Linked DNA regions of Mus musculus: region 1 is linked to region 2. Evidence: chromatin loops called from intact Hi-C (ENCODE). Cell type or tissue: left cerebral cortex. All regions are shown on one strand. Links, peaks and the distances in the headings refer to the core of each region. The heading gives the core; the rest is flanking DNA. Region 1 overlaps Setd5 (SET domain containing 5). Region 2 overlaps Brpf1 (bromodomain and PHD finger containing, 1).

Region 1 (5,388 bases), core at 274-5,273, 200 kb before region 2:
TTTCTTGATCATGGTTTGATGTACCGTTGTATTTGTTACACTGAAAATGAGACAGCATAGGATACTGGTTAGTACCTTACTTAGTTTTAGTCACATGGATATAACTGTCATTCTTGGTACCAAGTTTTGTTTTGTTCTACTTGTTTTCCTCTTTGGGATAGGCATTTCGAGAGGGATCCCGGAAGTCCTTGCGGATGAAGGGAAGGGGTAAACCTTTCCTGATGCTGCATTTTACATTTGGTCTTGCCTTTTGATGGCTTCTTTCCTAACGTTGATGGTCTGAGACTCTTGGAGTCTGCTTTTCACAAGGTTGTAATGTTGCCATTCAGTTTTCATAAATATTTTCTCCAGAGTGGACTTTCTTGTCTATTTTATGAAATATTTTCATGTTTCTGTTTCATTGTGGTAGTGTGGGAGATAAGTCACAGTTTTTAAAAACAAAACGAGGCTAGTCTGTTTTATTCCAGTGATTGGACTCAACCTCAGGAGTGAGAATTTTCTGGTGATGAGCCAGGCTCTCTTGTAAACTCTCCTTGACAACTTTGGCTTTGAATTATTGTTTGAAAGGATAACTCTTTAGTAGAAAATTGGTGTTGTTAATATGTGATAGTCTTACTGAAAAAGCACTATTTTTCTTGGCATCTTTTGGCATTTCTTGGCATCTTTTTCTTGGTGGAGATTTATGTAATGCTGCTTATCAAATAGGACTGGTGTGTGTGTGTTTGGAGAAGTAATGTACTTTTTAGATACTGGCTGGGTTTCGTTGTACTGGTTAGTTTTCAAAGATTTGGTTGTCGTTTCTTATATCTTCTTTTGTCCTGCCCATGAGTAAGTTGACATACCTCCTAAAAGTTTAGGATTTAAGAGCTTTAGTTTGAATTTGAGTTGTACTTTGGTTCTTCTAAGTATTCGTATCCCTAAATCTCTTAAGTTGTCCATTAAATAAACAGTGACTCTTTGAGTTAGGATAAACTTATTAGGATTACTTTGTAGTTGGAGCACCAGTGGATGTTGTCATTGATGTCAAGTGACATTTTACCTTAAATTTGAAAGTCTGACCTCTTATGTGGATAGGAGATTCTTTAATGAGATAAATCTACAAGTTGCCACGTGTATTTTCAACTGCTCGTTTCATTTTATTTCATTTACTAACAGGGACCTTACATAGAATTTGGGGACTAACTTTAGACCTAAACTGTAAGGCCCTCTTTTTTTTTTCCCCCTGCTATCAACTAATACTATAACTAGCTCAACTTTCGATACCTGTAAGCAAAATGAAAGCCATCTCTTTCTCTCAGAGAAGTTTATATACACTTTTTGCTTACAGTTTCAACAGAGCCTTGTAGATATGTTAAAATTTAAATAGGAAAAAAAAAAAGGTTTTACTTTAATTATCTTATAATTTTTAAGTTAAGTTATAAATTTTGTCTTTGGAATTAATGAAAACTTTCATAAAGATACAGGTAGTAGCTATAGGAATATAAAGAGAATAGCATTTGAATTTTTAATCTCAAAACCAAGAGCTTTCCTACAAGACACAACTCTTAGCCAGTGTTTTAGGTCAGCAAGGTGAGTGAACAGGTAAAGGAACTTGCTGCCAAGCCTGACAACTTGAGTGTAATCCCTGGAACACTTTTGGTGGAATAAGAGAATTCCTACAAGGTGTCCTCTGTGGCACAGGCATACCAGCAAAATATATGTTAAAAATAGAACAATAAGTAAACCAGTGTATCTTCAATACATTTGGATAAGTAATTCTGTGTGGTAATTTACATAAAATGATGGAACATTATTCAACGTGTATTTGATAATGGTTCCAAATGGTAATTTCCCTGTGAGTGTTAACATTATGAACTAGGTATTGCTATTAGAAATAATAGGTGTCTCAGAAACAAATAGGTGACTCATTCTCCTAATACAAATACAAACCATTTTTACTGCTATACTAACACAGCGAATATCAGCCTATTTTGAAATTTTATGCACTACAACAACTTAAAATTCTTTTTTGTCTTTTTATGACTCCCCCAAGGAATTTGATGTCAATCTTTCTTTCTTTTTTTTTTCTTTTTTTTTCTTCCCGGTTTTTGGTTTTTCGAGACAGGGTTTCTCTCTGTAGCCCTGGCTGTCCTAGAACTCACTTTGTAGACCAGGCTGACCTCAAACTCAGAAATCCACCTGCCTCTGCCTCCCCAAGTGCTGAGATTAAAGGCGTGTGCCACCACCGCCCGGCTGATGTCAATCTTGATGGATTGATCTTTACTACTGAAAATGGTCATGAAACCAGTAATGGATGAAGATACTAAGTCAGATTACTTTCTCACTTTATAATTAGACAAATGAGGAAATCATTTGAAGGTGTCCAAGACCTCATAATTGGTTGATAGTAGAAGCTAAAACCCCTGATTTCAGTCCATTGCTCTTACACTACACCAACTGTCAAGTAAAAACAAGTATCTTGCTTATCCTGCCGTGTTCATGAATGGTCTCTTACTAATTCACTTATCTTTGATCTCTACAGAATTCTCCCTCGGAAGCACAGAATTTAGATGAAAATACCACTGAGGGCTGGGAAAATCGGATAAGACTATGGACTGATCAATATGAAGAAGCTTTCACTAATCAGTACAGTGCAGATGTACAGAATGCCCTTGAGCAACATCTCCATTCTAACAAGGAATTTGTGGGCAAACCTGCAATTTTAGACACTATTAATAAAACTGAACTGGCCTGTAATAATACAGTAATCGGTTCCCAAATGCAGGTAAGAGCTAAAGCTTTAAAAGCACTAAGAGATTGAAATTACTTTAATAACCAAAGAACCAGAATGGAACAAAATCATTATTCCATACCAAATAACAAATGAACTACCTTCCTGCTGATAATCTCTGTTCAAAATCAGGTTATAGTAACTAAACTGTCTAGGCACATGTTTGAGAAATAAAAGCTATAAATTTATAAAGCAGACACAGCTCCACTGACATCTTAAGTTCTTCTTTGATCTTACCTTCTCTGGGACCACTAATTGGAACATGTTTCCTGGAAACTTGAGATTATGTCAAAAAGAAAATTTTCCAATCTTCAACCTATTTAATACACTGATAAAACCTGAAAGTGTTAGTACCTTTTTAACAGTTATGAAACACTGTAAATGTTTACCACACTGCTATTGCTATTCTTAAACATTAACACTGTTTTTATTCAGTTACAGCTGGGAAGAGTCACTCGTGTTCAAAAGCACCGGAAAATCCTGAGGGCTGCAAGAGATTTGGCTTTGGACACTCTTATAATAGAATATCGTGGGAAAGTCATGTTACGACAACAATTTGAGGTCAATGGGCATTTCTTTAAAAAGTAAGAACATCATTTGTTGAGCATTGAGGGCTTGCATGGTTCTGACTGACGAGTCATTCAAATAAGCTCGTGTTTTGTCTGTTTGCTGTTGATTCAAAAGGGCAAATAAATCTGCAAATCGTGTATGTACACTAGTGATGACTCCTTTCCAAGCCCAACATTCCTTGCTTTTTGCTTATTCATTAATGAAAAGCAGACAAGTCTGTGGTGTTTGCTACCTTAGGTATTGCAAATGACTGTTCCTTATTGAGTCAGTGTATACATCACATTTGTGGGGTGGCCCTTTTGTTTGTGTTGAGAATTACAGGAATTTTAATTATATCCCTAGACCATATCCCTTTGTGCTCTTCTACTCAAAATTCAATGGTGTAGAGATGTGTGTCGATGCTCGTACTTTCGGTAATGATGCTCGGTTCATCAGAAGATCATGTACACCAAATGCAGAGGTAAGCTATCTTTAGCAACTTCCCTTTCAATGGAGCCATCAAAGGACATGTTTAATTGAAGAAACAATCTGAAAACTTCACCCAGATAAAGGTCTGTAGCTAATAGTTGTATGATTTTTAATGCAGAGATGAAAAAGTAAAAGTGTGGTGTCTTATGGAGATGGAATAAAGACAAGAAATAGGTTTTCTTTAGAGAGGACAGAAATGAAAAAAAAAAGAAGTAATAAAACAGACTGGATAAGATGTCTATAAATTGAATTGGAAAAAATTTAAAATATTAAAATGTCATGTGGTAATAGTTTGTCTTTGCTATTGTGGGAAACAGTGGTAAAAATTTGTAAACATTTCTAAAGTTCATTAATCGATGTATTCACAGTAAGTGCAGTAAGGTTAACACAGCTTTGTTTCCAGGCTAAGGAATTTTTAATTCTTTAGCAGAATGCAGATACTTTTAAGAATAAAATAATAGTTTCACCCTTTTCTATTTTGAAGAAGTTTAACAGATTGTTCACTAGTGTATTATCATGAAGTGATAGAGGTAAATAAAATAACAGATTACTCAAAATAGGCAGAAATTATTTGGGTCATGCTTTTCCCATTTATGGAAAACTTGGTTTTGGTTTTGAAGGCAAACATAATGATGTCTTGTTCATATAGGTGAGACACATGATTGCAGATGGGATGATTCACTTGTGTATCTATGCCGTATCTGCTATCACCAAGGATGCAGAAGTCACCATTGCATTTGATTATGAATATAGTAACTGGTAAGACCTCAGAAATTTTTATAAGCATAGATGGCCTTAAGATTTTAATATCTTAATATTAAAATTGTTTTTAAATCTTGCCCTCCTTTTTTTTTTAATTACTGTATTTTTTGCCAAGAATCTGTACTCCTACTACATAGGAGGCAGAAGCATATGGATCTGTATGAGTTTGAGGTCACTAAGGCATTCCAGGCCAACCAGGCCCACCAGGCCATGACTCTGAAAAGAAAAATAAAAAGCAGTAGGGAGAAAGAATTAGTCGAGGTTTGTGTTCTTCCTGATTCTGTGCTGCATAGGTTAGAGGTAGACATATACAGAAAAACTGAAATTTTGAAAGTATTATACCAATTCTAATTTATTTAACAATAACATCAGAGGAAATTTTTATACCAGTTTTTCAATAAGGCGAATAGTTAGTATGCCATAATATTCTGTTTACAAGAATACTGAGATACTTATGGTTGTTTCTTTGGCACAGTAATTACAAAGTGGACTGTGCTTGTCACAAGGGAAACCGGAATTGCCCTATACAGAAAAGAAATCCCAATGCTGCAGAATTGCCACTCCCACCTCCTCCTAGCTTTCCCACCATTGGAGCAGAGACCAGACGTAGAAAAGCACGGCGGAAAGAGCTGGAGCTGGAGCAGCAAAATGAGGTTCCAGAAGAGAATCCTGACCCGCAACCACAAGAAGTTCCAGAAAAAGTAACTGTATCCAATGAGCATGAGGTAATCTCTGTAACCAAGTCAGGATGGTCTGATCCCATGTGTTGTTTCAGAGAGCTATACTAAAACATTAACTGCTATTATACACATCATCAT
Region 2 (5,388 bases), core at 74-5,073:
ACTTGGATGTGGTGTCAGAGGATGAGGAGGCCCCTGAGGAGGCCCCTGAGAATGGCAGCAACAAGGAAAACACTGAGACACCTGCGGCTACACCTAAGTCAGGCAAGCATAAGAACAAGGAGAAACGAAAAGACTCTAACCACCACCATCACAGCGCTCCTGCCAGTGCTGCTCCCAAATTGCCTGAGGTGGTGTATCGTGAGCTAGAGCAAGATACCCCTGACGCACCACCCCGGCCCACTTCCTACTACCGGTAAGACCACCACCATCTCCTACCTCTAGAAAACCAATCAAAACCAATCGAGATGACAGTCTGATAGGAGACAGCCAGTAAAGGAGCACTAGTCTGCCAAGGCAGTGTGAACTGTCCTTTAGCCCTACTGGCACATGCCAGGTCCTGGGTTCTCTCACTTCCTGCTCCCTTTGTAACATTTTTTAAGAATTGGGGTTTTTTTGTGTGTATGTGTTTTGATTTATTTCTGTTTTTGAGACAGTCTGAGTTTTCCCAGGTTGGCCTTGAGTGGGCAAGAGAGCTACCTACGTCTTCTCCTGAATGTTGAACATCTAGCTATAGCCACATCTTTATTTTTAGAACTCGCTCAAAGCAGTCCTTGTTCCCATTTGCCAGGCCTGTCAAAAGTCACATGTAGGAATCTCTGAACTGAGGTTGAGACCCATGTCCAGCAAGCTTCAAAACTGCACTGTTTCCTGCACCCAACATCCTGCTTCTAAAGCCCTCATCCACAGAGCAGGTGCAGTGCTCCTCCCTAGGGCAGAAGACATTGGCTTCATAAGGCCTCAAAGATGAATGATAAATCTGATGTAATCTCCCACTGTTTTGTTACTGTCACCTGTCCTTTAACAGCTTTGTGAGCAGGAGTTCATTGTTGCCATACTACCTCTTACCTCTCCAGTGCTCGCTTGCTTATTGATTTACTTATTTGTGTGTGTGTGTGTGTGTGTAATTTTCTCTTTATATTCCATTCATTCTAAGAGCTAACCATAGTGGCTCCTTTTGAAGTTCCAAACATTCCTAATGTTAAAAAAATCTTTTTTACATTTATTTGTTTGTCTGCACATGGCACTACAGCACCTGTGGAGGCTAGAGAACTACCTGTGGGACAAAAAAAAAAGTTCTCACTTTTACAATGCATATCCCAGGTCCCAGGATAGGCCATTAGGTTTACTAGCAGGGATCTTTACTTTACTGAACTTGTTTTGCTAGCCACAGACATAATAAAGCAAATTCCTTTAACATGAGAAAAAAAGATGTAGGGTGGTAAGGCTGTGTGTAGAAATCTCAGCCACAGGATGTTATCAATACCAATTGTAACCCCCACCCCCCCACCCCCCCACCCCCCCCCCCCCGGCAGCTAAAGCCAAAAGAACAGTTTGTTCATCTGTGTTTATTTGTAAAGGCTCTTATGTGAAAAGTGGCTTTTGCCAAATACACAGTCCATTTGATGTTACAGTGACTGTCAGCAATACAGTCACTATTGTGACTCCCTCAGAGAGAGAGAGAATATTACTTCTCTATAGATGTTACATTTGATGGTACAGTAAGACTCGCTCTCTCTGAGAGAGAGAGAGAGAGAGAGAGAGAGAGCGAGAGCGCATATTACTTCTCTATAGATAAGGAACCAGGGCCCAGGGAGCTTAAAAGCTTAAACTCATTTACTGTTATACAGAGACCAGGCAATATGGCCTCGGAGTTTCTATGCACCTGGCCTGCTCAGAGATCCATTTTCCATGTAGAGAGAGAGGAATTAACGTTTTGCTAGATCATGGTATATGTCATTTGATGTAGTGTCCCATGTCTCCCTAAATACAATATTCATATACATATATATGTGAATGAATGATTTACTTTTGTAAAAACCTGAGATCTGAGGTCATCATTCTAATAACATATAGATCTCCTCTCCTTTGTCCAAGTTTTAGCAAGTATTCCTTATTTTTTCTCCTTACATCCAGTCCCCCTTTCTGGTTTTTCACTATTCTCTTTTCTCTTAGAATTTACCATGTTCTCTTTATCCCAAGCACAGGCCCCTCTTTGGGACTTCCTCTCCTCCAATGGCTCTTGGCATAACCTGCTCTCACAGGCAGTCCACCCCAACTTGCATAGCTCCTTTTCTTTCTCTCTACACATAGTCACTTTCTTCCTGGGATCAGATCTTTTCTCCAGATGAGCAGTTTTTAGCCTGTTGCAGTCAGTTAGGAGCTATGTTATTATAGTTAGCAAATTCCCCATGTTTTGAAATGATTTACTTTTGTAAAAACCTGAGATGGTCTGAGGTCATCATCACTCTAATAATTTTCTCATGCTCAAATCCAGTCCACTTCTTGAGGGGGAGTGAGAGGGTGGTGTGTCAGCTGGTGTGTCAAGAATTGTACATGACATACAGCCCACCTATCTGTGCCAGAGTCTATAATCTGGGAGCTTGTGGGAGTGTGTTATGTACTATCAATGACAGTTGGTGTGTCATGGCAGAGGAATAGGCAAGACCTGACGTTTAAGAGAACTAGTATAAGCCCTAGAACTGTCCAGCTAGTTCACTCCAGCTCTGATCATACCCTTATTCTGGGAGCACAGTTGCACTAGAAGACAAGGAAAGAACTAAGGAAGAAGCTGCCCTCTACGCACATTTTACTCTCCCTGTCACCCTCAAAATGCCTTTCAGTTGAACAACGCTGAGGACCTATTTCTGTACAGTGAATCAGATACGATCCCTGCCTGTTAGAGAACAAGTTAGGAACAACAGCTATAATTCAAGACAAGGTGGGTTAGGGTTATTACAAAGCTAATAAAATTGACATTTATTGAATATTTGCTCCATGTGAAGCACTGTTCTAAGTGTCTCCCTTTATTAACTCATTTCATGCTCACAACAACTATGGCAGGCATATTAGCATTATTTCTCTATAGATAAGGAACCAGGGCCCAGGGAGCTTAAAAGCTTAAAGTCATTTACTGTTATACAGAGACCAGGCAATATGGCCTCGGAGTTTCTATGCACCTGGCCTGCTCAGAGATCCATTTTCCATGTAGAGAGAGAGAATTAATGTTTTCCTAGAACATGGTGTATGTCACTTGACTTAGCCTCCCATATCCTCCTAAATACAAGGTCTCATGTATCTTAGACTGGCCTCCAACTCACAGGGTAGTAGCCTTGAACTCTTGATTCTTCTGTCTCTACTTCTCGAGTGCTAGGATTTACAGGTATGATATCACACCTGGTATTATAGAGTGCCAGGGATTGAACCAGGGCTTTGTGGGGATTGAGCCAGGACTTTGTGCATGCTAGGCAAGCACTCTACCAAGTGAGTATAACTCCAGCTCCTTGGCTGGAGCCATTTCTCTTGTAATGCTATTTAAAGTTATCATTTACTGAATATAGCCCTTGTGTTATCAGTTAATACAAGGTACAGGACAGAGCAGTGCTGTTCTGAAGGTGGCAGAGTGGCAGAGACAAAATTTAAAACCAGATTTCTTCAAAGCCAAACTCCTATTCTTGTCTTGTACTATGTAATAGACAATGCCAGAGTCTAGTCGGCTTAAGACAGGACAGTATGCATGCCTGCTGTGTCATAGCCACCTAGAGCTGCCCTCTGCTCTAGCTTGCAGGCTCAAAGAATTCCAAAGTGGATGTGGAAAAGGCTAGGGGCAGCGAATGGGTGACACTCTATCGCTCCCTGGTGATATGACCTATCTGTGATAGGTTGTTAACATTTTCCTCAAAGCTTCAATTCATCTAAAATCACACCCTCAGTCTTCTGTCACTGTGGATAAATAAATGATAATAAAGATGATAAGGACACTAATCTGTTAGCTATTACCAGAATAGCTGTACCTTGGCCTAGTGCCTTGCCCATAATGAATGCTCAGTCAGTTGTAGCTATTATCTTTCAAGGCTATTCAGAGAACAAACAGGATATATAGAATTTGAGAGACTGCTAGCATCTTCTGAGAGAACATCCATGTGTCTTTGGTACTTATCATCTTTGCTAAAGGCCTGTATTCATTTGCCAGTGATGTCCAAGGAATTGCCTTCCTCTGACAGTACAATCCCCCCATACGTTCACAGGGAGACCTCCCTGCTCCAGCATTGCCCCATTTAGGGGTCTGGCTGAGCCTCTATACTTCAGGGAAGACCGTATCATATGATAGCCACAGCATGAGTACTAGAGATGTGGGCCTGTTTGTTTTCATGACCAGGTTCTTGGGCACTTTCTGAGGAAGTTAACTTCTCCCACATTTAGGTCTCCTTTTCTGCAAGACAGGAATGATTCTAATACTATAAATGTGGGGTTAAGGTAAGGCTGGAGAGATAAATGTATACATGGGCAGAGGCCGAGTGCTTGGAGGCAAGAACAATGCTTTGTCTGAAGGAAAAATATCAGCCATGTGATGCCAAGCTGCCTGTGTGCACTGCAGGTACATCGAGAAATCTGCAGAGGAGCTGGATGAGGAGGTGGAGTATGACATGGATGAAGAGGACTATATCTGGCTGGATATCATGAATGAGCGGCGGAAGACTGAGGGTGTAAGTCCCATCCCACAAGAGATCTTTGAGTACTTAATGGACCGTTTGGAGAAGGAGTCGTACTTTGAGAGTCACAATAAAGGTGACCCCAATGCACTAGTGGATGAAGATGCCGTGTGCTGTATCTGCAATGATGGCGAGTGCCAGAACAGCAATGTTATCCTCTTCTGTGACATGTGTAACTTGGCTGTGCACCAGGAGTGCTACGGTGTCCCCTATATCCCTGAAGGCCAGTGGCTGTGCCGCCGTTGCCTGCAGTCACCTTCTCGTGCAGTGGATTGTGCTCTGTGCCCCAATAAGGGTGGTGCCTTCAAGCAGACAGATGATGGCCGCTGGGCCCACGTGGTGTGTGCCTTGTGGATCCCTGAGGTTTGCTTTGCCAACACAGTCTTCCTAGAACCTATTGACAGCATTGAGCACATCCCACCAGCTCGGTGGAAGCTCACCTGCTACATTTGTAAACAGCGGGGCTCTGGAGCCTGCATCCAGTGCCATAAGGCCAATTGCTACACAGCCTTCCATGTGACATGTGCCCAACAAGCTGGCCTTTACATGAAGATGGAACCTGTGCGGGAGACAGGTGCCAATGGTACCTCCTTTAGCGTCCGCAAGACAGCCTACTGTGACATCCACACACCCCCAGGTTCTGCTCGTCGCCTGCCTGCCCTATCCCACAGTGAGGGTGAGGAAGAAGAGGATGAAGAAGAAGATGAGGGTAAAAGCTGGAGCTCAGAGAAGGTCAAGAAGGCCAAGGCCAAGTCTCGGATTAAGATGAAGAAAGCTCGGAAGATCTTGGCAGAGAAGAGGGCAGCAGCACCTGTGGTGTCCGTGCCCTGCATCCCGC

What was found. Peaks named below come from ENCODE experiments on the same cell type or tissue, not always from the same donor. Only the 100,000 strongest peaks of a DNase experiment are listed, where the experiment ranks them.
Region 1: it touches region 2 in a loop (2.7-fold over the local background); 3 of 42 quality-filtered maps call a loop at or near these places.

Annotation. Positions count from the first base shown.
Region 1 is chr6:113,112,323-113,117,710 of GRCm38, forward strand. Setd5 (SET domain containing 5) reads left to right here. Exons shown (of 22, transcript NM_028385.1): 7 at 2,522-2,764; 8 at 3,206-3,354; 9 at 3,683-3,800; 10 at 4,458-4,567; 11 at 5,046-5,295. Among named protein-coding and RNA genes, the nearest start is that of Setd5, 37 kb to the left of the region's middle. In left cerebral cortex, for the core only: no CTCF peak of the experiment used is centred there; no DNase peak of the experiment used is centred there.
Region 2 is chr6:113,310,156-113,315,543 of GRCm38, forward strand. It overlaps Brpf1 (bromodomain and PHD finger containing, 1), which reads left to right. Exons shown (of 13, transcript NM_030178.2): 2 at 1-253; 3 at 4,436-5,388. Among named protein-coding and RNA genes, the nearest start is that of Brpf1, 5.7 kb to the left of the region's middle. In left cerebral cortex, for the core only: no CTCF peak of the experiment used is centred there; a DNase peak (open chromatin) is centred at 2,459.